Regions from separate parts of the Homo sapiens genome. Here all the other regions are linked to region 2. Evidence: chromatin loops called from intact Hi-C (ENCODE). Cell type or tissue: dorsolateral prefrontal cortex. All regions are shown on one strand. Each heading gives the region's core, and the rest is flanking DNA. Links, peaks and the distances in the headings are about the cores only. Region 1 overlaps LINC02128 (long intergenic non-protein coding RNA 2128). Region 2 holds the start of SALL1 (spalt like transcription factor 1). Region 3 holds the start of LOC105371256 (a long non-coding RNA gene).

Region 1 (8,329 bases), core at 16-8,015, 290 kb after region 2:
AAATTGATCAATAGAATAGAATAGAGAGACCAGAAGAAGATTCACACATATACAATCATTTGATTCTCAAGAAAGTCATCCAGGCAACTTAAAGAAAGAAGTTTTCTCAACAAATAGTGCTGAAACAACTGTATAAATAGAAGGTGGAAAGGGAACTTTAACCCCTACCTCACACCGTACACAAATTGAGATAGATCATAGACTTAAATGTAAAAGCTAAAACTATAAAAATGTAGAAAAAAAGCACAGAAGACTATCTTCACTACCTGGGGGGTAGGCAAAAATTCATTAGATAAGATATAAACAACAATAACAATAGAGAAAAAATAATAACTTAGAATCCATCAACTTTTTTAAATGGTCATCAAAAGGTCTTGTTAATAATATTAATAGGCAAGCCATGGTCTGGGAGAAAATATTTGCAAAACAAATCCTTGATGAAAGGCTAAAAATTATGATATATAAGGAAGTCCTACAACTCAATAATAACAGATATTAACAATTCAATAAACAATAAGCACAAATTTGAATAGGCACTTAATGAAGGAACATATGTAAATGTCATAGAATACACTTGCAAAAAATTGCTCAATGTTATTGGTCTTCAAGGAAATACAAATTATAACCACATGAGATACTTCTACACACCCACGATAATAACTAAAATTAAAAACACTGACAACACTAAATATTGGCAGAAATCTGGAGCAGCCAGAAGTCCCACACATTGATAGTGGGTATATAAATTAGTACAACCACCCTAGGTAGGTGTCTGAAGTAAATCTTACCAATGACCAAGCAATTCTACTCGTAGGTAGTATTTACCCAAAGGAGATGAAAATATATGTGGTCCCCCAAATACATGTGTAAGAATGCTCATAGAAATTTTAGTTATAATAGCCCCAAACTGGAAACCACCCCAATGTCCATTAATAAGTGAATTACAAGTGGGATACTCAGCAAGCAAAACTAAAGAACTACTGATACATGCTAAATATGGATGGATTCAATAACATAATGTTGGGCAAACTAAGCCAGACATAAAAGATTACACATGTATGACTGCATTTACAGTCATGCACTGTATAATGATGTCTCAGTCAATGATGATGGTTTCGTAAGATTATTTCATATTTTCACTGTACCTTTCCTATATTTAGCTATGTTTGGATGCACAAATACCACTATGTTACAATTGCCTGTGGCATTCAGTACAGTATACGTGCACTACATGTTTGTAACCTAGAAGCAATAGGCTATACCAGATAGCCTAGGTGTGTATGTAGTAGGCTATACCATACAGGTTTGTGTAAGTACACTCTGTAATGTTCACGCAATAACAAAATCACCTACCAATGTATTGCTCAGAGCAATTCTCCGTTGTTAAATGATGGATGATTGTATATTAAGTTCAAAAACAGACAAAATGGATCTATGTTGACAAAAATAAGAACATTCATAGCCTATGGTGGGAGTGGAAGGACTGAACTGGAAAAGGGCATTAGGGAACCCCCTACAGTGATGGAAATGTTATCAGTCACACACTTGTCAAAGCCCAAATTGTAGACTTCAGATGTGTGCACTCCAGTGTTTGACATTTTATCTCAATATCTTAAAAGTATTTGTACACACATACACACACACATCACAAGTATAAGCTGCCTATACTTGCTGCTGTCTCTGTGGCTTTACCTGGCCCTACCCAGTTTCCAGACACATAGCATTCCCAAAGTGTTTCCATACATTTCACTGAGACTTCTAGGAAATAGAGACAGGATTGTGAACTCCATTTCACAAATGAAGAAAATTAGTCACAATTTGTGACTAAATCAACATGTTACAGGGCAGATATCTCTTAGTGGGTAAGAAGTAGTGTTAAAATACTACTTATGTAGTATCACTATCACTACTACTACTACTAACAATAATAGCTAAATTATTTTGAGTAACTAAAATGTATTAGGTCTTGCATTATTTTATCCCATTCAGTGTCTATGCTGGAGGTCGTTCATACCAGCTTGCAAAGGTCAATAGTTCAATTTTCCAAAAAAAAAAAAGTGTCAGTGGGTTGTTAAATACATCTACCATTAAAAATCAAATCATATAAATTTACAATCAAATAAATTATATTAAAAACAAAAGTTAGTAATTCTTAAAAATCATCACTTTCTAATTATTCTCCTATGATCCGTGCTCTTGGGGTTATTTATATCTATTGTAACTTTATAGTGAAAATAGTATGTGCTTGTGTGCTCCTGTGCATCTCTTCCCCACTTCAGGGTTAGTGACATCATGTTGTTTTAAACTGGCCATAGTAGAAGTCTTTACACCGTGGAAATCAGCAAACACCACAAAGCAGGGCTTGATTTATTGTTTTATGGATGATCTGGACTTCAAGAAACTGATGAAAGCTAGGAGCAGTGGTTCACACCTATAATCCCAGCACTTTGGGAGGCTGAAGCAGGAGAATCACTTGAGACCAGGAGCTCAAGACCAGCCTGGGCAACATAACAAGACCCCGGCTCTTAAAAAAAAAATTAAAAATTAGCCATATGGGGTGACAAGTGTGTAGTTCTAGCTAGTTGGAAGCCGAGGCAGGAGGATCGCTTGATCTCAGGAGTTCAAGGTGGCAGTGAGCTATGATCATACCACTGTACCCCAGCTTGGGCAACAGAGCAAGGCTGTGTCTCTGGAAAAACAAAAAAAAAGAAAAGAAAGAAAATGATATTAATCATCAATTCAACAAGAAGTCTCTTATGCTGATGACAAAAAATTAAATTTTTGATAGATATTTTAGTTGTTTCACTTATATCTTCCTCATTTAAAAAAAAAAACAAAAATACCAACAAATATTCATGTCAGAACTATACTCATTTGTCAATTGCAACTGTAGGTTGTCTATGAATAGGAGAGTTTGACAAAAATCAACAAAAGAATTCTTGGAGAATCAACTGGCCATATGGAATTTATCATAAAAAGAACTGTATACTTTATTATTTGTAAATTCTGTATTACATTCCTTTGTATCAGTAAGTTTTATAATTAACTTACATATATACATGCAACTTTTTTATCAAGCTGGTTGTTATACATTTACCAGCACATTATTGATTTAGCCACAACACAAACATATAATAACATATATTATTATAAATGTTTTGTGGAAAGGAAATGGAGAATCAGAAAAATTAATTAACTTGCTCAAGCTCAGAGCTGACTGTCTCCAAAGTCCAGACTTTTATTCACCACACAGTAAAAGCAGCTCCCCAAGTACAACTCTCAGAGCCATGGCATTCCATTGCTAGAAGGGATCTTAGAATTCATCTTAGCCAATGTGTCTCCAACTCCCATTTTATAGCCAGGAAAACTGAGTCTCTGAGAAGGGAGAGAGTCTCGCCCAAAGTCAATACCTGGTTGCTAGCAGAACCAGGACACGTTCTTATTAGGAGCTTCGCCTCTGCCCTAATAGACACCGGAGAGGATTTCAGTGGCCTCTTTCCCTCCCAGTCCATTGGCCCCAAGCACCCAGCAGGCCTGGCACAGAGGGGCACCCAAGAAATGTTTACCCAACGAAGCCAGAGTGAATCTTACTGCACATACTCAGGTTAAAAAGGAATATCAAAATATTTTCTCTGAATCAAATAAAATTTCTCCTCCAAGCCTCCATCCAGCAGGCCTGGCCAGAAAATCAATCTGAACTATTCTTTGTTCACCTGAGAGACCAGGAGGATTCCTTGGGGCTCAGCGAATGGGAAGGAGGGCACTGTAGTTGCCCCCTTGTCATGGTGGCCCTGTCCCTTCACCAAGAGCCATTATGGGTGTAGCCATTTCAGTGAGCCACCATTCCCAGGCCATTGGGTTTCCCAGACACCATTCCGAGGCCAGGTAAGTGGATGTTCCCAAACACAAGGCCAGATGCTCACACACATATTCACACCATCTAAACACTGACATAGGCACATAGAGACACACACTGAGAACCTACTCACACCAACACAGACACCACACCAGTCATCCCAAACACACACCTTATAACACACACTGATGTGCCAGGCCCCATGCACAAATGTACTAACGTCTATACCGCACACTCACACACAATGACACAAGCACAGATATTTGCTGAGATTCCCACTAAAACAGATATGCACACTGGCAAAAACACACACACACACGCACTCAGGCCCTCAGCAGAGACACACACTGTGACCCCCAGCCAGGACAGTGACACACACACCGCTTTCACAAGGACACACACACACTCCCACACAAGCAGACAGACCTGCCCAGACAGAAGCATGCCTGCATCGCAACAGCACAGACATACACCCAAGGTTAGGTTCACACTCTGACATACCCAGCCTCACGAATAAATGCAGTTGGTTTGCACACCCAGACACCAGCACACGCTGCACACGGGCTGAGAAGCAGCATGGGTTCTTGCACACACGTGCACACATGCCCCACGCCTGCACCCACGGAGCCCGCGGGCAGTCCTGGGCCTGTGCTGTTCCCTGGTCCATGCTGCCACACAGTGGAGAGGCGGCATCCTCCCCGGCACCCTCTCCCACCCTCTCCCACCCCTGCCCCGGCAGTCATGTGAATGAAAAGACAAAAATATAGATGGGGTGGGGGAGGCGGGTAGTGAGGAAGGGATGGGGCAGAAGATGAAATAATAATACTGCTGGGTTTGTTCATTTCGGTGATAATTAGCGGCGCATTCACGCCGCCTCACCGGCCGCTCCCGGCTGGTCCCGCGTGATGGATGCCTGGTGGTGCTGAATGCAAATTAGCATAATTTCATTACCGAGGGACCCGTGAAAAGGTTCAATTATAGAGCAATCTCATTAATACCAGGGCTTGTTAAACTAATAGAAAGAGACAGGCCCCGCAGCTCTGAGAGGTAGACATGTGCTCAGAATGCAATTAATGCTGCAACCCCAATACCTGGGCCACACCTCACTCCCTAGGACCTGCCTCGGTGCCCTGCACACTTGGGCTCCCGGAGGAACAAGGGTTCTAGTCTCAGCAGCCTAGATCATGTCAGAAAAGCAGAGCATCCAGCTGGGTCAGCCTTGTCAATCATCTAGTTCACTGTTACAGATGGGGAAACCAATGCCCACAGTAGGGAAGTGGCTCGTCCAAGGTGTGTGGTATAATAGAGGGAACAGAGCAGTAAGGGGGACATTCTGGTGGGGGAAAAGTGATATTCATCCCTGCTTTAGTGCCTGGTTCCATGACACATCACCTGTAAGGAGCTGCTCAACTGTGACTCGGTTTCTCCATTATGACAGAATCCCCTTGGGGACACTCAGCATTCCTTCATCTCTCCCTAAAGTTTCTCAAGGCAAATGCACCCGCCTCAGCCCTTTCACCAGCCTGACTCAGCCACTGTCACCCCCAGCTTCTTGAGATGGGGGCTCTGTCAGAGCCGGATGAGCTGAAGCCATGGCGCATTTGGGGAAACAGCTTCAGCACCATCCTCTCCATCCCTGCTTCCATCCAACCCCCTTCCCACAGCCAACACCCCAGTCTAGAAACTAGAAAATCTGGAATAAACAGCTCTCGTTGAGGGAGGAACTTCCTCCCCTCTTTGGACTCTTGCGAATGGGATGAAGACTGGCACCTTCAACCTTTGGCCTAAGAAGATTTCTTAGGAATGTTAAAATCACCCCCTTATTTGACTTCAGCAAAAAAAATGGGTTGTACCTTAACCACATTCCCCAAAGAACCCTTGGCAATGACCTCATGCCGTGGCTCTCTTTCCCGTCCTGGAATTTTATGCACACTGAGCTGGGTCATATGAATTTGCTGTATTTTTTATCACCTCTGTAATATTTGATTTTTTTCTGCAATTGTAAGTAAAACACCACAAGTCCCAAAATACCCCCAAGCTGGAGAATGACTCACACTATATTACTGAACGCATAAAAATATGCAGTGACTCAGAAGGGCCCAGCAGAAGCAACAAACCCCACAAAAGACCCCATTGTTCTTATTTTAAAGGTAAAGGGGGGGGAGCTAAGTGATTGCAAACTCAGAGGACGGATTCAGACTTTGACTGCTGACACTTGTCAAACTGCCTGTCAGTCTTTGGGGTGTTTTGGTTCTCTCTTTTTCTAATGACATAATGAAGCCAGATAATTTCAAAAGAAGAGCAAGCCCACTGGAGACCTTCATTTCTATTTCAAAGTGATGATGCAGAAGGAGTGGGGAGGCAACATTAGAAATCCTTGGGCCATAAGACCCCAAGAAGCAGAATGTCCCCAGGAAAGCCACAGGATTTCTGACCAGGCTGATACTCCCTCTCCTTGCAGGGGCCTGTGGCAGAGCCTGGGATGGGAGACAGAACACGAGAGAAAAGACTGAGTGGAGTGATGGAACATGAGCTCAGAGACCCAAGGCCCAGGGTCCTATGACACTCGTGACTGTCTGGTCCCTGCAGGATGTGATTGGCCACCAGGAGAGGGGGCTTGTAGAACTGCAGGGAGGGCAAGGGCCTGGAGAGCCTCATCTTACCAAGAAGAGCTTTGAAAGCTTCAGGAGATGCTTCTAGCATTGCATGACCCAGAAACAAAGGCGCGGGTCTAGTCCTCCAAGTTAGTCCTCCACTAGAAAGGTCTAGTGCCTCCAACTAGAAGCACCAAAAATTAATAATGGGAGAATGTGGTGGAGTGGAGGGGGTATGAGTGGGAGCAAAATTCTCATCCATCATCTTGGAAAGTCAATAGATAATGTCCAAAACTGATGAATCAGGAAATAGTGGCAGACATGCATTATTTAGAGATATGGGGCACTGGTGTGGAGACAAGACTGGAAGTTAATGTAGAGGCCTCTGGGGAGCAGGCATGGGTGGGGATGGGTGGAGAAGGGGTCTGGCCTTTGTTTAATATTTTATTAAGGAGCTTTTGTTTATGCTCCTGACTGTGCCTCCAATTCACCCATTCCCATCACCCTGAATGGTTTTACTGACTCCCTGAGAACTCGGATAGGAGGGTTTGTCTGTGTGTGTGCCTATGTGTGTGTGTGTACACATTTGCACCTCTGCCATGCATCCCATAAATCACCACTGGGGGGACAGTGACCCAGCCTCTATTCCATCTGGGCCTCAGATTTTCTAATCTGCCTAATGAGAAGCTTGAGTGAGGGCCCTTTCCCTCTGACAGCCTGAGGCTTTGTGTTAACAGAGTTTAAAGTCAAAAGACCCAGATTCTAACCCCGCTTCTGCCACTTCCTAGCTGTGTGTCCTTTAACAAGTCACTCGACCTCTCTGTGTCTATTTTCTTCTCTCTAAAATGAGCAGGCTGATGAGAGCTGTGCACATCTATGGGGTTGCTGCAGCCACATCCTTGGTTTTCAGCCTCCCTGGACTCGCATGACACACCTCTGCCTCCCCATTCCATCACCTCCGTCCTTCCACTCTGTCTTCCTTTCCCTCATCTCATCTCCTCTCCTACCCACTGGCAAGAAGTAGCCTAAAAGCTCAAACCACAGTGAAGGATCAGGAGATGAGAAAGAAAAAGATTAGGAAGGGACATGGGCAGATGGATGGTAGAAGAAGGGGCACCAAATATGGCTCTGAGTTAGTCAGAACTCTTTGGGCTGAGAGTAATAAAACCCAATTCAAACCGGCTCCAGAAAAAAAAAAAAAAAAGAGAGAGAGAGAGAGTGAGAGAGAATTAATTGATTGACTTATATAACTGGGAGCCAAACACCACCTTCAGGCATGGCTGGATTCAGGGGTTCAAGCAGTGTCCTCAAAAACCCGCCTCTCTCTCCATGTCTCAGCTCTCCTCTGCATCAGCTCTGACACCAGGCGGGCTGGTTCCCAATAACAGGAAGGATGGTCCTTCAGCTGCTGATTTCGAAGACCCTCTCTCTCCCCACATCCCTAGCAATCTCCCCAGAAGAAACTCCAATTGGCCATCCGCGAATCACATGTTCAGTTCTGGACCAATCCCTCTTTCCAGGCAGGAGAGGTCTCCTGATTGGCCTATAAAAGTCACATGATCTGCCCTGGGGAAGGGAGGCAGGACCCTTGGTTGGAAGGAGATTCCCCAAAAGAGGGGAAGGGAATAAGGGACAAATACCTGAAGGCCACATCCAATGCCAAGATTTTCCATTTGGAAATGAGGTCTGGGGAAGGAGGGCAAAGGCTGCATAGGCTGGACCGACCGTGGGACAAGCAGCAGAGACCTTTGGCAGCCGCTGGGGATGTGGGTTGGAGTTTGAGGGTGAGGCAGAGCCAGTCTGGAGGCCATGCAGGAAGAAAACACAGTGCAAAAGGAGCAGAGGCCCCAAGTGCACCTCACAGTTCAAAGGTCAGAGC
Region 2 (8,329 bases), core at 196-8,195:
GCAAAAAAACGAAAAAAGTTATTAAAGTTTGGATCCCCCAATTTATTCGTCTCTGCTCGCCCATTTTTAATTAAGCATCGCGTAGCTGCTTTTCGCATGTTCATTTCGTTTGGTTGTTTGTTGTGGTGTTTTTTTGGGGGGGGGGAATTTTTTTTTTTCCTACACTTAATCTTAAATCACACGTAGACCAAGTAACAAACACGTGTGAAGTTATTCCCGGGAGCTTCCTGCTGCGCACGCGGCGCGCACCAGGAGAAAAGCTTTGCGGGACCGCCAGCTCCGCTAGGTTCCTGGCTGCATGCGGTGCCCGGGAGGCCCGGACTTTCAAGAAGCCAAGATTGTTAGAGAAGGATGCGGGCGGCTCCAAACACGGGCACATTCCGGGAAAGGAGTGTGCAAGTGCACACAAACGCGTTCGTGTACCTGGGACAGTGTGGATTGGTGGGTGTGCGAGGACCCCTGTTTGTGAGATGGAGGCGGGTGCGGGATTTACACGTGCTCCCGTACACGTTCCCCGGGGTCTGGGAGATGCGAGCCGCTCACACCCCAGGAGTGCGCAGATCCATCTTTGCCGAGGGATCTCTTTAAATATTCAGTGAGAAATAATGGCATTTGAAGCACCACCTATGGAAACATTATTATCTTCATTCTTCAACATCAGCCCCACTGATAGCTTCGTTTGTCTTTTTATCAAAATCTACTGTACCCATCAGGACCTGGCGAGAACGGGAGAGCGAGGCGGAGAGGGTGTGAATGTGTGTGTTAGGGAGTGAGCGAGGGCAGAAGATAAGTAAGAGAAAAGGTGGAAAACGGACGAGCAGGGAGAGAGAAGGGAGAAGTTATACCAATAAAAAAAAATAAAGTCAGCAGATGAAAAACAGAAACATTCATCGGCACACACACACATTTACACCTTAAAAGAAAAGATTTAAGAAGCTAAGAGAAAGGGAAGGGTCCTCTACCGGAGCGCAGTACAGGTCCGGAGTACACGAAGTCGGCTCGGGAGACCGGTGCCCACTTCGCGCGAACCGACCGTGGCACCGGCCAGACTCAAGGGCGCTCGCGAATTGGGGCGTCCTTATGAGCCCTCTCCTTTCCTGATCGTGAGATAGGGCAGGGATTGTGTATCTGCACCCCCCTCCTCCCCCATTACTCAGCCGAAGTTTAGTTTAGTTTAGTCCTTCGGGCGCAAGACTTCGAGAACCTTGGAGCGAGGAGACCCCGAGGCGCGAGGGGAAAGAGCTAGGCTGAGCCGCGTACCGAGTCTCAGGTTCGCGGGCGCCTGAGCCCGGCAGAGGGATCGGGCTCCTGGCTCTGGGCTCTGGGGCGAGGGTAGGGAGGTTGCATCTCAGCTTGAGGGAGATGGTGATAGAGCGAAAAGTTCGGGCGCCGCGCTCGGCAAGTGCCCAAAAAGTGGAGGCGAGCTTCGGCGCCGCCAGGCAGCCTCGGACAGAACACCTCCCCACCGCCCTCCCCCCACCCCGCTTTCCGGCTCTGCGCCGCCACCTCGTCCCGGAAGGCTGGGGCGCGGCCCCCTCCCCAGGGCGGGGTGCCCAGGGGTCCCAGGGACTGGCCCAGTCCAGTGCCGGGTCCGCCCGGGCTGTGTCTCCCTAGGCCGGTGCTCGCTGCTGCGCTCAGTGTGAGCCGCAGCCCCTCCCCTCCCCCCGGCCGGAGCTGAACTCGGAGCCCAGGCCGGTCCCCGCTCTCCGCCCGCCCGGGGCTCTGCGGCGCCACCGCTGCCGCCGCCTCCCCGCGGAGTGACGCGCCCTGCAGCCAACCGGGGCAGCCGGGGGGGAGGTCCGGGAGGGGTCCTGGGCGGAGCCGGGCCGCCCCCTTATCCCACGGGCTCGGGGCTGCTTCTCCCGAAAACTTCAGCCCTAATTGTCCTGGGAATGTCCGAGGTAGAGAAAGGGAGCGAGGGAGCAAGCAAGAAGCTGGAGGATCAGTGCCCCTGGCGGGGAGGGGATGGGGTGGCGGGAGAACTGCCCCTCCCCCCAGCCACAAACCCATCAGGTTCCCAAACCTTTCCTGGATCCTCTTCTCCGCGCCCCCGCGAGCCCGGGATCCAGGGGATGGAGAACTCGGGGCGGAGGAGCGCCGAGCCAGGCGGGAGGGAGGCCGAGCCGTGGGCGGGAGGCGGACCGGCGTGGGGCTGGCTCTTCCCCACTCGCTTATTTTTTTTTTTAATGGGGGTGGGGGTGGGCTGCTTTCTGGTAGCTCTTAAAGAAACGAAGAAACACTCACGAAACGGGACGCCCTCCCCCCTGATCCCGCCGCGGGACTCCCTCCCCCCGCGGGCCGGCGCGCCTCGCCCCCGAGTTGGGAAGTTCGCAGCGCGCCGGCAGCCCGGGTCCCCAGCCCTCGCCGCCCGGCCCCACCCCCCACCCGGGGCGGCTCAATTCCGGGGAGGGCATGCTAATTTGGGTCGGCCCAGCCCGGGATTGTGGGGGGGGGCGAAGGAGGGAGGGAAGAGGGAGGGGAGAGGGAGAGAGCGGGGGGCGCCTGCCGGGGCGCCGGGCCCGCAGTGGAGAGGAGGCCGGCCCCCGGCGGCCGGGCCGCGGAGTCCCGGGCGGTCGCAAAGAGGGTTAACCCAGTGTCGGGCGGCGCGGCGCGCAGAGCCAGCCCCGCGGCCGGCTTATTGGGCCAGCGCGCGGAGAGACAGGGGTCTGCAGCAAATCACGAACTAATTGATTAAGGCGAGCGGGTTTGAATAGCGCTGGCCCGGTGCCAATCGCCTTTCAAAGAGCCCCTCTATGATTAATCGCAATGCATTATTGATAATCATAATTATAGCAGGACACATGCGCGCTGCGCCCGGGGCCGGGGAGCCGGGGAGGGGGCGGGCGGGCCGGCGGGCGGGGGGAGCCGCCGCCGCCGCCGCCGCTCGATTTCCGTAATTTTGAGAAGATTTTTTTTTAGTAATTTTTTATTCTGCCCCAGCTGATGTTTGAGCCAGCATGTCGCGGAGGAAGCAAGCGAAGCCTCAACATTTCCAATCCGACCCCGAAGTGGCCTCGCTCCCCCGGCGAGATGGTGAGTGCTCCGGCCCGCGCCGTGGACACACACACACGCACTCACACTCACGCACACTCGGACCCACTCACACGCGGCTGGCCCCCGCGCCCCCTACCTCACCGCCGCCGCGGCCCCGATTGCTTCTTCCACTCGGCGTAATTTTTTTTTTCTTTTTAATTTTCAATGTGCCTTTGCTGGGCTTTCCCCCGCTGCCCCGGGGAAAGCGAGCACATCTCCCGGCAGGATCTTTCCGGAGTTGTTGGGTCCTCCCGGGGGAAGGAGGGCGGGCATGCCGGCCTGGCTTCTCCGTCCCTGCTTTTCCGGGGATCCCAGCCGCGGCCAAGACCCGGGAGCCCCATGAGGCGTGGGTGCGGGTGGAGGTCGCCCCGGCCTGACCGCACGGGGCCCCTAGCGCTCCCGGCGCCGGCCCCAGGGCACCCGGCCCGGCCTCCGCCGCCCGGCCTTGCTGCCAGCGGTAAGGAAGTTTACTTCGGGCGCTGGGCTGAACTCCGAGCGTGGGGGAGTTCGCTGCGCCCCCCTGCCCCCACGCACACTCCCCCTCGGCCTGCGAGGCAGAACCGGGTGTCTTTGGAGGTTCAGAGCTGCAAGAAGATGGGGACTGGTGTCGGGGCGCCAGCGCCTGACCCGCTGGGGTTGCGGCCGGGGTGGAGAGTGCTGCTGGCCGCCAGTTGTTCCGGAGACGGTGCAAACGGACGGGGAAAGTGTCGGGGTCTGGCTCGCAAAATTTATCTCCGCATCTCTTCCCACAACACTTGCACCCTCTGCCCCCCAAAATCTTTCTGGTCGGTATGCGCCCTCTGCGGATCGTGGTGCTCCCTACTTCCAGGGGGGTCAGGGAAGAAGTCATAGAATAGTTTTCCAGGTTTGCGGGTGGCCAGCCAGAGTGGAATCCCCCCTGAAACAGGGGCACTTGTTTTCTCCGATGGAGGCGACAACTGTGGGTCCCGAAGGGGCTGAACAAGTCCAGAACAAAGTTTGTGTGTGGGGGCTATGGCAGAGAGTGGAAGAGATCCGGGCAGGGAGTTGGGGTACAAAGGGAGGACACCTGGAATCCCTCCTTGCTCCTAAAGGTGTTTCACGGTACCGGCCTCAAAGCTCCCAGGCCTAGCGCCCGAGGCGGTGTAGCGGCGCCCGGACTCGGGTCCCCGGGTCGTCCCGGCACGATGCTGGCCTCTCGGCTGTGGGAGGACGCACAAGGAGCAATCTCGGCGGGGTCTCAGCGGCTCCGGATGCCACTCGGGATGCCCACGCCCTAGGCGGCATTTTGGGGTGTGAAGGAGGGAGCTGGGCCCCGACAGAGCTCCGAAGCGTGACCCTGATCGGCACCTCAGCCCACTAAGCTGCGGCCGCCCGGGCCCCCAGGTCCCCGGCTCGTTTCCCAGAGGCCTGCCTCTCGGTAGAGCTGGGGCACAGTGAAGCGAAGGGACCCCCGCTCCCTTTACCCCTGATGTCGGGAAAGGGGAATCCTGACTTGGGGTCCCTGTAAAAAAATGGAGGACTTGAAATTAATTAAGAAATGCTTTACAATAGCCCTCCTCCCGGCCCCCAGTGTTTCCTCAAGCTTGAATCCTTACCCACGGCCTCTGCGATTTCTCAGTCCGCTGAAAAGAGCCCCTGAACCCCGCTTTCCACCCCAAGCGAAAGCGAGCACGCGGGGTAGATGGAGGTGAGATGACCCAAGGCCGCAGCAGCTGCGCCGAGTATTTTTCCGGGTTTTCTCAGCTTAGTTTCTTCTGCTTCCCGCAGTCACACTCATCTTTCCTAAAGTTTCTGGTGAGACCTTTTGCACCGGAAAACTGTTCAGGTTAACAGTTTGTACACAAAAAAGCAAACTAGAGATAAGAGAGCATTATATAGTGTGTTTTGTAAATTTGTACTGGTTTTCTACATTTAAAAAAAAAAAGTCTCGGCCTTCGAGGAGAAATGATGCGTGGAAGATCTTTGCCTTTTGCCTTCAGTATCAGGAATTTTTAATAGTTAAGTCTTCTCATAAAGCAATAATATAAAAGGAGTTCACTACCTCTTACCATTATTCTTTATTAGTACTATTTTTTTCAATTTAGTTTATTTGAGCTTTGAGGTAAGTTAAGTAACTCAATCAAGTTTCCTTTCTTTCTCTTTTCTCTCCTTCTTTTGATTTCTTTCTCTTCCTTCCTTTCTTTTTTCTTCGCAAAAGCTGGTACATTGTCCTAAAGAAGCAGTAAACTGTTAGGGGCTCCCTAGGAAACACCCCCTCCCAGCCTTCTTTCCTCACCTCTCCCCACCCCCTCCTCTTTTTCTTCAGTAGTAATGGTTTTAGGTTATGACTGTTTTTACATGGTTGAACAATAAGTTTGGGAGAAGTTGCCTAGAGGGTAGATTTTGTAATAGGGTTTCAGGATTTAGTGTGTTGTAATAATATTAGTACACAAGTAATCCTCCCCCAACGCTGGACATACAGGAGGGCCTAACATACTCCAGTTCTTTTATTTGGGAGTAGTTCTGAAATAAATGGCATTGAAAGTTCATGACATAACTCAAGGTTACCTTTTAAAAGTCACCTTTTCTGCAGTGAGTTCAGCAATCTCATTCTTCTCCCCACATATAACCCATACTTCTAGGAGTAGCTGGATTTTCTGTTTTGTTTTGTTTTTTACGTAAAGAAACATTGTTATATTTTTAGAAGGCAAGCCCCTTTTCAAACATTCTGATTACTTTTTCTTATGTCTTGAGATGGTCTTTGAAATATGACAAATGAAATATGAAACATACCAAATTAAATCTAGTTCATGCACTTCTCATTTATCAGCACCTCAGATTGTATGACTTCTACCCAGAGTGAGACCTAGAAAAGTTTGTAGACCTAAGTTACAGGAGCCCTAAAGAAGCAGCTCCCAAAGCTGAAAGCAGCTAGGGCTGCTTGGTGTTGTGTGTCCTGCCTGTGTGTGTTTGAGTGTGTGTGTGCTTACAAAGAAAATCCAGACCATGCTAAGGAGCCACACAGACAGCTTCATCTGAAGCAAATGCAAACAAAATACAAAAACAAAAACAAAAATGAGTATTTGGTCGATTTCAGGATGCTGGTATTTTATTTTACTTTAGTGTACAGCTGCTATGCCAGAAACACTCTAAACTTGGTAATTTTTCTGCTTCTTATGAAACCAAGATTATGGCAAATATGACTTGTCTCCTAAATGATATTCAACAAGTCTTGAATTACTTGCAGAAAGATGACTGCTACTGGAAAGACTGTTTATCAAGTTAAATAATTCTGAGGAAAGGGAATATTACAATCTAATGATTTTATATGTGGGCTCTTTACTACAAATTGGGATTTCAGTTATGTGTTTTGTGTGCGTAAGTGCATGTGTGCATGTGTGTGTGTGTGTGTGTGTGTGTGTGTTGGAGTTCTTCCTTTGGTGGCGTTTTTAAGATTCCTGTAACTTCTACATGGATGGCCCATTTAGACTCCATTCATTTATTTAAAAAGTATTTTGGTGCTCAGTTTTTTCAAGGAAAAGATAATATTGGAAGAATGAAACACCATGAATTGCAGATAAAACACTAACAATCATATGAAGTATCATAAAAATTCCTCTTATTTATATTAATAATGAAATTCTATTATTTAACCGAAGTAATTTGCTCATTTTGAGCAGCTTCATAGCAACACATTGATCTCTGGGCCCAAAAGGTTAGCGAGAACTGTAATTAATTGCTTTTTTTAAAAAAAACCAACACCTGCAAGATAAGGCAGTTGGAAAGAATTCATGTTTAATCAGAGCTGTTTTAAGTTTGTCATAATGGAAGATTCTGAATGAGAAAATGCAAACTGTTTTTTTTGTGATTTGCTTCAGGCCACACATACTTTGTAAAATATTAAAAAACAAACACATAAATGAGCAAAGTCTAGTTAGGCATGAGGGTAGTATGTGTGAAAGTGAATATGTGATACTGAATGTTTTGTGGTTTATTTTACATCACATTTCCCCTAGAGTTCATTGGCACAAGTGCCAACGTATAGGTTCTTCTTTGGGGGCTCTATTTGTTTTCTTTATACTTTTGGAGGTAGCAAGTTGTCTTTACCAACAGAACCTTTTAGAAGGTAGAACTCCACATTTTTATGGTGGAGATCTTACTGGGGCAGAAATAGGCAGACTGGTTAAGTTTTTGAAATTGTCAAAAGCCAAGCTCTGTGTAGGAACTAGAATAAACTCCTTCTACAACCTCAACTAGGTTTTTCTGAGACACTTCTTGGTGCAGATAGCACCAGAATATTCCAAAAATATTCTTAGATTATTAAAACTGAAGTAGTTTGGCAAAAGAGGTGGAAAGTTAACCAAAGAACTAACACCCCTCCCCCCAAAAAAGAAAAAAGTTTATGTGCCAGGCTTTAGAAAACCTAGATGTGTCAAGCTGTTTTAACCTTTGCTAGCCTCCTCCCATGCAAAGGTGACAAGGTCCAGATCATAATATGTCCTTCAGTATCTTCCCAGTGACCCCCAAATTGAATCCTGCTAGTCACTTAGCAGGAAGTTAGTAGTTTATTTTAGTTTCACCTTATCAGCTTGGCGTCTTTTCCTAACCTTATTCCCCTGTCACCCTCAGATGCCAGACCCCCAAAGGGGAAGATTGACAGGTAGTTCCCATAGCTCAGTTTTACCCTCAAACAACAGGGATTTAGTTTCTTGTGCCTTTGCCAATGTTTATGTAGTCAAAGTTTAGATCTCGCCTTAAGGAGTCTCTTTTTTACGCGTCACTGCAATAGGAAAGCCACAAAGAAGTTTTTGAACAAACCCTTGCAACTGGAACCCCATCTAGTGTTCAGTTTGATTCATCCATGGGAAAGACATTTTCCCCTTTCATTTATTGTGTACATTAGGTGGGCTTGGATCACTATTTTAAAAGCAACGCCTCGTCCATGTTGTTATTTTTTCAGAGATTTCACTTGTATTCTTCCACAAGAGAATACTCTAATCCCCGTCAGAACAGTGAGTGAACTTGAAGGGTACCAGGAAATTTGTCATTTGGTGGCATATCACATAGAGGAAACTTTAGACATCACAGAAAATATGCACAGCATATGTCGTAGTGTTTAAAATTTCTTTGGAATCCTAAGTTGGATTCAGACTTTTCCATTTGGATTCAGACTTTTCCCAGGTCGATGCAGAAAAAAAAAAAAAGAAAAAGAAAAAAAAAAAAAAGACCAATCAATCAAATATGTTTGTGATAAAAAAAGGAACAGGCTGTTAAAATTAAGGACTCCTAAACCACTATCATGAGAAATTCTATTAGGGAGTGTAAATGCAATCTT
Region 3 (8,329 bases), core at 172-8,171, 210 kb before region 2:
CCATCAAGTTTAATCAGCCTGTAACAACAATATAAAAAGGACTAGATAATTAGTAACCAGTCACCAGGCCACTTGTCAAGTCAAGCTAATGACAAGGTTAGTTTAACAGCACACATCTGGGTAGAGAGATACTAGCCTCATGTAGATGCCTGTTCCCACCATCCAAAAAGGAGAGTTAAGCAAGTCTGTAGTCACTCATATGATCAGATCCTGGAGGGACCCCAAATCCATACATGAGAAGAAACTCAACAAAGCAGGCAGTGGAACTCAGAATGCTAATCTACACTCTTAAATTTCTGCCTTTTTTCTTTTTTACGACCTACATAAAACATCATCTAGAGCTCAGAGTGAACGCTTATTGGTAAATGATGATTACATACATTATAATAATAATCAATATTTACTCAGTAAGAGCCTGGACAGAATGATAAAAATGAAAATAAGCTGCCTAAACTCACTATACTTAAATCTAATGGGGCAGGAGATATGTAATACAGAGTGTTACAGCCCGAAAAGGATCTCAGAGAAGATCTACTCAAAACCTGCTTGTTTAGATATGGGGAAACTGAGGCTCAGATAGAGAAAGAGACTGGCCTATGGTCACTCAACTTGCTGGCAACAAGATAAAGACTAGAACTTAGGCACATAAGTAACCCCAAAACAAGGTGGGAGGAGCAAAGAGCCACCAGGCAGAGAAGGAACATGAGAACAAGGCCAAGAAGGTGGAGAGATTTATTCCATTCAGAAGGAGGAGGTTACTGGGAAGAACAAGCGTGTGAACAAGGCCTTGAAGGATGGACAGGATTCTGTTCAGTTTCAGGGAGGATACTCCCAGGCAGAGGGACTGGTGATCAAAGCACAGGAGAAGCAGAGAAAAGGCCAGTTCTGGGGATCCCAGGAATGTGCTCTGCGTGTGAGCTGGCCAGATGAGCTGATGCACAGAAGCACACCTCAATTTCCCATCCTAACCATCATCCTCTCTGGCTTGGACTTTTTCTTCACTTTTGGCCCTTATGGTACATTCTTCACCTTCCAGCCCGTGTGATCTTTTAAAAACATAAATTAAGTCACACAATTCTCCTGATTAAAATTCCCAAATGTTTTTCACTATGCTTAGTGTAAAATCCCAATTTTTTTCATTGCCTATGATATTCTATGTAAAATGCCATCTCTGAGCGTTGACTCAACTTACACCAGGCTCTCTTCACTCACAACATTCTTCCCTCCAAATCTTTCTGTTCCTCAGATTTGCAAAGCTCATTCTCATCTCATGTCTCTGCACACACTGTTTTCTGTGCATGCAAATCTTTACCTATAGACCTTTACAGGGGTGGCTCCTTCTGAGTTCGGCTCAAAGATCAAGCGTTCAATGAAACTATTCCTCTGGTGGCATGGACTTCCCCTTTCCTGCCTCCCGTCGCTCTGTGGGGACCTTGTGCTGTTTTATTTTCTTTGTGGAATTTGCCGAGCTGTAACTCAAATCCATTAACTACTTCAGGACAATGATTATTCAATAAGTTGGACTGGGGAAATTCATTACCTACATGAAAAAAAAAATTAAAATTAGGTCCCTGCCTCATACTATATGTCAAAATCCCCAGGCAGATTAACCATGCTAAATATAAAAGGCAAAATATTAATGCTTTTTGGAGAAAATGCATAAAAATGTCTTTATGACTACTGGGTGGGAACAATTTTCTTATGCAAGACCAGTAATAATAATGGTAATAGTAAATAACTACAGAGTAAAAGATTAACAAACTTGACTACATTAAAATTAAGAAATCCCATTCATCAGAAAAAAAAGAGTTAAAAAAAATCCACAAACTGGGAGAATATAATTTCCAGACAATCAATCAATAATCAGTCAATAAAAGTTTAATTATTTGAATACTTACAGATCTCTTGAAAATTAAGATATTAAAAAATAATTCAGCCAGGAGTGGTGGCTTACGCCTGTAATCCCAGCACTTTGGGAGGCCCGAGGTGGGCAGATCAGGAGGTCAAGAGATTGAAACCATCGTGGCCAACATGGTGAAACCTCATCTCTACTAAAAATACAAAAATTAGCTGGGCGTGGTGGCACTCACCTGTAATCCCAGCTACTCAGGAGGCTGAGGCAGGAGAATCACTTGAACCCGGGAGGCGGAGGTTGCAGTGAGCCGAGATCATGCCACTGCACTCCAGCCTGGCAACAGTATGAGACTCTGTCTCAAAATAAATAAATAAATTAATTAATTAAATAAAATAAAAATAATTCAATAGAAAATTGGCAAAAGACAAAGTGACACAAATAGAAACTTCACCAAGAAGGAAATGTGATTGAAAACTAGAGAAGTTTACCATGAGTGCTCAACCCTAGTGGGAAAAAGGGAAAGATAAATGATCAGCATCATGAAAATCACTCATTTTTGTACCACTAGATTGGCAAAATGTTAATAAAATCTGGCAATGTCAAGTTTTGGTGAGGATGTAAAGCAGCAGGAACTCAAATATCAGCATGGGACTATATGTTAAAATAACTACTTCAGTAACACAATTTAGCATCATTGTATAAAGTTAGAAAGGGTCATATGATAAGACCTAAAAATTTATCTCTTGGTCTCTACTTAGAGAAATTGTTGCATGTATGATCCACAGGACATGTCTATCAATATTTGCAACAGCTTTGTTTAAAATTGCTTAAACGGGAACTCATCTAAATGCCTATACACAGATGGTTAAATAAATGATGAATGCTCATAAAATGAAATATTACTCTGTAGCAGGAGTGAATAAGCTACAGGTACACATGCCAAGGAGGATGAACTCCAGACATAAAATTGAATTTTAAAAAATTGCAGAAGAAAACACACGAAATAATCCTGCTTTTATAAAATACACAGAGAAGGAAAACTAAAAATATATAAATTTTGAAATATATACACATGCAGTAAAACTATAAAGAAAAGCAAGTCTGAGCACAGTGTCTCACACCTGTAATCCCAGCACTTTGGGAGACTGAGACAAGAGGATCTCTGGAGCCCAGGAGTTCAAGACCCACCTGGGCAACGAAGGCCACAAAAAAAATAAAAAATAAAATAGCTAGGCATGGTGGCATGCAACTATGGTCCCAGCTACTCAGGGGGCTGAGGTGGGAGGATCACTTGAGCCAGAGAGTTCGATGCTGTAGTGAGCCATGTTCACGCTGCTGCACTCCAGCCTAGACAACAGAGGGAGACTGTCTCAAAAAAAAAGAAAAAGAAAGAAAATATTTATTTTTCAAAATTAGAAGAAATGAAGTGACATAAGAGATTGGTCTCACAATAATATGAAGGGGAAGAAAGTAGGAGAGTAGGCATGAAACAAACGTGGCCAGGAGTTACCAGCTGCTGAAGCTGGGTGATGAACACTTGGGAACCCATCAAATATTTTCTCTACTTTCATATGGGCCTGAACTTTCCCAACATTTAAAATGATCTCTATTTATTTTTAAGTGTGTGTGTGTGTGTGTGTGTCTGAAGGGATGTACATATTTTGATTATTTTTTTTGAGATAGAGTCTCACTCTGTTGCCCAAGCTGGAGTGCAGTTGTGTAATCTCAGTTCACTGCACTCAGCTCACCTCCACCTCCTTAGTTTAAGTGATTCTCCTGCCTCAGCCCCCCAAGTAACTGGGACTACAGGCGTGTGCCACCACACCTGGCTGATTTTTGTATTTTTAGTAGAGACAGGGTTTCACCATGTTGGCCAGGCTGGTCTTGAACTCCTGGACTCAAGTGATTCACCTGCCTTGGCCTCCCAAAGTGCTGGGATTACAGGCATGAGCCACTGAACCTGACCCATATTTTATGAGAGTGGAATGAGATAGAAGAGAAACATACAGAAAACACTACCATATTGGCGATGTTCTATTTCTTAATTTGAGTGGCAAGTGCATGATTTTTTTTCCTTTTATTATGCTTCAGCACCTACAGAGGTACTGCATGTATACAATATGTAATACCTGCTTTATAATTTTTTAAATGGACAGGGAAGCAGCAGAGAGATACAAAGCAAGTGTGTGAAATGATTGGGCCTAGCCCTCTCCTCCTAAATTTTAGGGAGCTGTAGGCTCCCCCCATTTTAAAGATAAGGAAACTGAGTCTCCAAATGGCTACATGCCTGCTGCAGCCCAGCTGCAGGTGTCTACAGAAGGACAGGGTGGGAGGTGAGGAGAGGCAGGGAGGGACGGTTGCCAGGGAACCAGAGCTCTGGCTCCGGGGCATGGGTCAGTCTCAAAAGAGGGCCATCTGGGACATGGACTGCGGGAACACTGACCAGAGCTCTCAGGACACATGTGACTGAGGCCTCAGATGTGGGCACCATTCCCACATGGATCGGCTCCATTTTTGCTTGTTCTTTGGACATGAAACTAGAATCCTCCAGCCTGCCAGTGAGCCTGCGAGCATGATGTCACCAGTGGGTCTGAGCAGCAGGTGGAAACAGCCAAGCTAACTTAACACGCTCCCCAAACAAAGTCCTGTCATAGTGGTTAGCAGCTCGGCTCACAGAGGATTCTGTAAAGGAGAATGACCATGTTATAAACACCCAGCTCCTATTCCGCCTGCCCCAGAAACACGAGCTTAGTAACTGTTGCACGTGCGTGCACAGATAGCCCTGCTTCCTCACCCTTCCTCTCCTGGTTTGTAATCGCACTCACAAAGGCCCACCCCAATGACTTAAAGCATCCTATTGGCAGTCACAAAGGCAAAGGAACTCCAGGTTATGGCCACAATTCAGCTTCAGAGCCCCCCCATTGTGCCCAGCCACCGCAGTGGTCTCAGAGCTGTCGGGGGTCTTGCATATCTCATACGTGCAGCAAAGTGGGGGAACAATGTAACAAATTATGGACAAGCTCAGAGCCCAGCCTGTGGAATTCTTCCCTTTGTGAGCCTCCATCACATGTCAGCTGGGCTGCTGGGCCGAAAGGAGAACGCAGGGGTGGGGGACATCCCAGCAGCAGGAGGCCAGCCCAGCGCTGGGACACTTTTATGCTTTTCACACCGAGGAATGTTACCCCTTCACTCCTTCTCTCTCTCTCTCTCTCTTTTATTTACAAGGGAAAAGATTATTCTGACTCTGGTTTTTTTCTTGGAAATCTAAATATTCTATCTTAATACCAATACTATTTCTTGCTAAATAAAGACCCAAGTAAATTTTTGGAGTCTATTTTCCCAGGAGCCAAATGCAAAAAAAGTTCCAGCAATGTGGACAATCATCTTGGTCTTAACCCTGCCCTTATCTTGACTTCCTGGTGCCTCTATTTCCTCATCTGTAAAGAAAGATACCATTACAGTAAGACTATCTATTTCATATGATTGCCATAGGATTAAATGTCTATAAAGGGCAATACTTGCAACATAGACAGCCTTCAAACTGTGTGCTAGTGCTGTTACAATTATTATTATTCACAGTGCTATTGTCAGAAATATTCACCCTATGGCCATTTTCACCATTCTCCTTCATCCTCTTTCTTGGCCCTTTCACATCTTAGCAGGTTCTTTATAAGAAGGGCCATTTCTGATGCTTCTTTTATATCTTAAAGTATATAGGGGGGGCAGGACACAAGGATTCGCGGTGAGAATTTGTTTTCTAACAAATGCTCAAATTCCAAAAGGTGACCTAACAAATCCTAACGAATCCCAAAAGATGACCTGCAAAAGTAGACTTTTTTTTTTTAATCCCTGATGCTGAAATACATTTACTTGATGAGGAGGCTGTTGTAGAGCAACTAAAAGGTTTCTCTCAAGTTAACTTTCCAAGTTTTGTTAGAAGACCAATATCATGTTTTCTCAGGATGACAAGAAGAAAGTATTCCTTATGCAAACAATTTGTGAACACATCATTAATCATTTCAGTATTCTAGGTGCAAATTCTTAAGGGTGGCCTTTTCCCCTATGGATTTGGGAGGATGGTAGCATTTGGAGGGAGAAAGGGGAAATGTGGGCAGCCCAGCAGGCTCAGACATTGTGACTTCTGTAGGCTCAGCACAGTTGCTTGCTTTTCTCCTCTATGACTATGGCAGCCATCACTAATCAATCATCCTTAATCAGCCATCACTAATCAATCCTCACTAATCAATCATCACCAATCAATCAAGCTGCTCTTCTCCATCACCCCCTAGTCCAGTCTAAGCTTCATAATCCTTCTCAACACAGTATTCCTGGTAGACATTACCAATCATTTAAAGCTACTTTATAAAATAAAACTATTTGCCCCTCTGAGTAGAGGGAAGTGGCATGAGTCAACAGGTCTGAAGGTCAGAAGGTCTGAGAGGAGAGACGGGGTCTGATAGTTGGAGAGGTCAGACCATGAGCAAAGGTTTCCTGCTGGCTATGAGTAATAGAGACAGGCAGGTAGGATGGTGGAAGTTAAGTACGGTGTCAACTATCACATTGTCTGTAAGTAGCGGGGTGTGGGTACCAGGACAGGCTTCAAAGTTAGGGTAGGATTTGTGATCTTGATAGATCCCTGCTGGTTTTAAGCCAAACGGGGTAAACTATAAGTCACTCCATAAGCTATTTATGTATAATGGTATACATTTCAGGGTGCTCTTAATTGAGACGAAGACAAATATTTTATTGTAAGAATAGTATGTCCTAACAAAATTTGAAGTATCCTTGAATGAAAGCCAGCAAGAGGCACAATCAGGCCTGCAGATACACCTTCCTTTGCAGGAAACATTGGCAATTCCTCACTTTGCCATCTACACCACACGCAACTCTACAAAAACAGGGAGGTTGATTTTTCAGTCACAGGGTCAGCTGTCTCCTATATGGTCAGTGTCCATTTCCCTGCACACGACCAGGGATGGGCTGAGGTTTGGAATCCATTCCATGTAGAATAACACTTTGTTTGACTCCCTCAGAAAAGGAACATGATTTTGCTTCTCTTTCTTCCTCTCTGTCCTCCATGAAGCACCTCCTCGCCCTCCACGTTTCATAAGACAGGTCACCTTTATGGTCTCTGAGAGGCGCCCAGCCCACAGGTGCTAATCAAAGCCAGAGGCCCATCCATAAGGCCAGAGAATCTCAAGTTCAAACTCTATCTTCTGTAACTACAAATGGACCTTTCCCATCCCAAATAAAGCTTCCTTCACTAAAATGGCTTTGATTTCTTGCAGTCTGTGTACTCCTTATAGATCCACATAAGAAACAAAAACCCCTGTAAAAGAAGCAACACCCCGGGGCACATATATATGCTGGAAACATCAAAATTGTCAGGCAACTTCCCTCTCACCCTCCACACTCCAAGGGAGATTATTAATTGTCCCCAGAGAAGGAGGTCAACTAAAAAGGGAGATACTCAGTTTATATGCGAATCCCACAAAAGAAGCCACTGATTCTCCTCTGTTTTTGCCAAGTCAATGTGGGCAAAAATCTGAGTGACACCTCAGAGGCCATCACCTATAGTAAACACAGCCACCACTCCAACCACTGGGTAAGGATTTTATTTTATTTTAGGAAGGCAAAGATGGCTTTTTTTTTTTGTTTAGCTTGAAATTGCAAGGTGCATAAACTTTTCTTTCTTCTTCTCTCCCACAGGGAAGCTTTCACACCACATTTTGTTTCCTGACAAGAGAAGGAGAAATCGTTGGCCTCTGCGTGACATGGAGGGTCCCCCCACCTGCAAGCTTTTGTGTTTGCTGGATCTTGGACAGTACCCTGGCGAAAAGCATTCGGCAAGATTATCCGGCTAGCACAGCCTTCAAGGAATAAATATCTAACACCTTGTTCCCTTTTGCGGTTCAAAAGCCACTGTCACTGGGGTACATAGGCAGTTTTAAAAAAGGCTACAATTCATATGCAAACTAGAGGAGGATTTCCATGATTTCATAATAAAATGTTGAAACGCTTTGATCTGGAGTTGTAAGGAGGTGTGAAACAGTGCCTCCGAAACAGACAGATATTTGTGTAATCATCCTTTATGTATTGCCAGTGCGGAATAATAACATATCAAAGCCCCAACCTACCTCATCTGCCTGGTACAGCCAAGGCATAAATAAAGGGGAACAATGGAATTACTATTACTCACTCTCCGAGAGCCAGCGACATCACTGTATCCTTTATAATTGCTGGCAAGAAGATTAATGTTTTGTTAAATATCAGAGCAAGGTCACAAGGGGGCTTGCAGGCCTGTCTAAACATCTAGTCTTTAAGCTCCTTCTCCCTCACTTGCTCTTTTTTGCGGAAATGAACTTGTAGCATTTCCTCTAATTATGGTGATTTTTGCTACTGAAAGCGGGCCTACATCATCGCTTGACTCTGAACATGCTCACACACACATGCATGCATGCTCACACACACATG

The links. Peaks named below come from ENCODE experiments on the same cell type or tissue, not always from the same donor. Only the 100,000 strongest peaks of a DNase experiment are listed, where the experiment ranks them.
Region 1: a loop joins it to region 2, with 9 times the contacts of the local background. A loop is called at or near these places in 6 of 110 quality-filtered maps.
Region 3: a loop joins it to region 2, with 5 times the contacts of the local background. A loop is called at or near these places in 5 of 110 quality-filtered maps.

The regions. Positions count from the first base shown.
Region 1 is chr16:50,859,760-50,868,088 of GRCh38, reverse strand. The region is part of intron 1 of LINC02128 (long intergenic non-protein coding RNA 2128); the gene reads right to left. Among named protein-coding and RNA genes, the nearest start is that of LINC02128, 24 kb to the right of the region's middle. In dorsolateral prefrontal cortex, for the core only: a CTCF peak has its summit at 4,540; a DNase peak (open chromatin) is centred at 4,508; H3K4me3 peaks cover 884 bases; H3K27ac peaks cover 3,955 bases.
Region 2 is chr16:51,145,870-51,154,198 of GRCh38, reverse strand. It overlaps SALL1 (spalt like transcription factor 1), which reads left to right and starts at 2,929. Exons shown (of 3, transcript NM_002968.3): 1 at 2,929-3,033. The coding sequence starts at 2,958. RefSeq lists an enhancer at 3,232-3,732. In dorsolateral prefrontal cortex, for the core only: CTCF peaks have their summits at 1,401, 3,587, 3,799 and 7,833; DNase peaks (open chromatin) are centred at 1,043, 1,728, 2,698, 3,048 and 3 weaker places; H3K4me3 peaks cover 8,000 bases; H3K27ac peaks cover 7,867 bases; H3K27me3 peaks cover 7,131 bases.
Region 3 is chr16:51,355,795-51,364,123 of GRCh38, reverse strand. It overlaps LOC105371256 (a long non-coding RNA gene), which reads right to left and starts at 2,132. Exons shown (of 4, transcript XR_933559.3): 1 at 2,091-2,132; 2 at 1,313-1,540; 3 at 1-18. RefSeq lists enhancers at 2,626-2,795, 3,251-3,420, 4,537-5,338. In dorsolateral prefrontal cortex, for the core only: no CTCF peak of the experiment used is centred there; DNase peaks (open chromatin) are centred at 4,353 and 4,873; H3K27ac peaks cover 3,727 bases.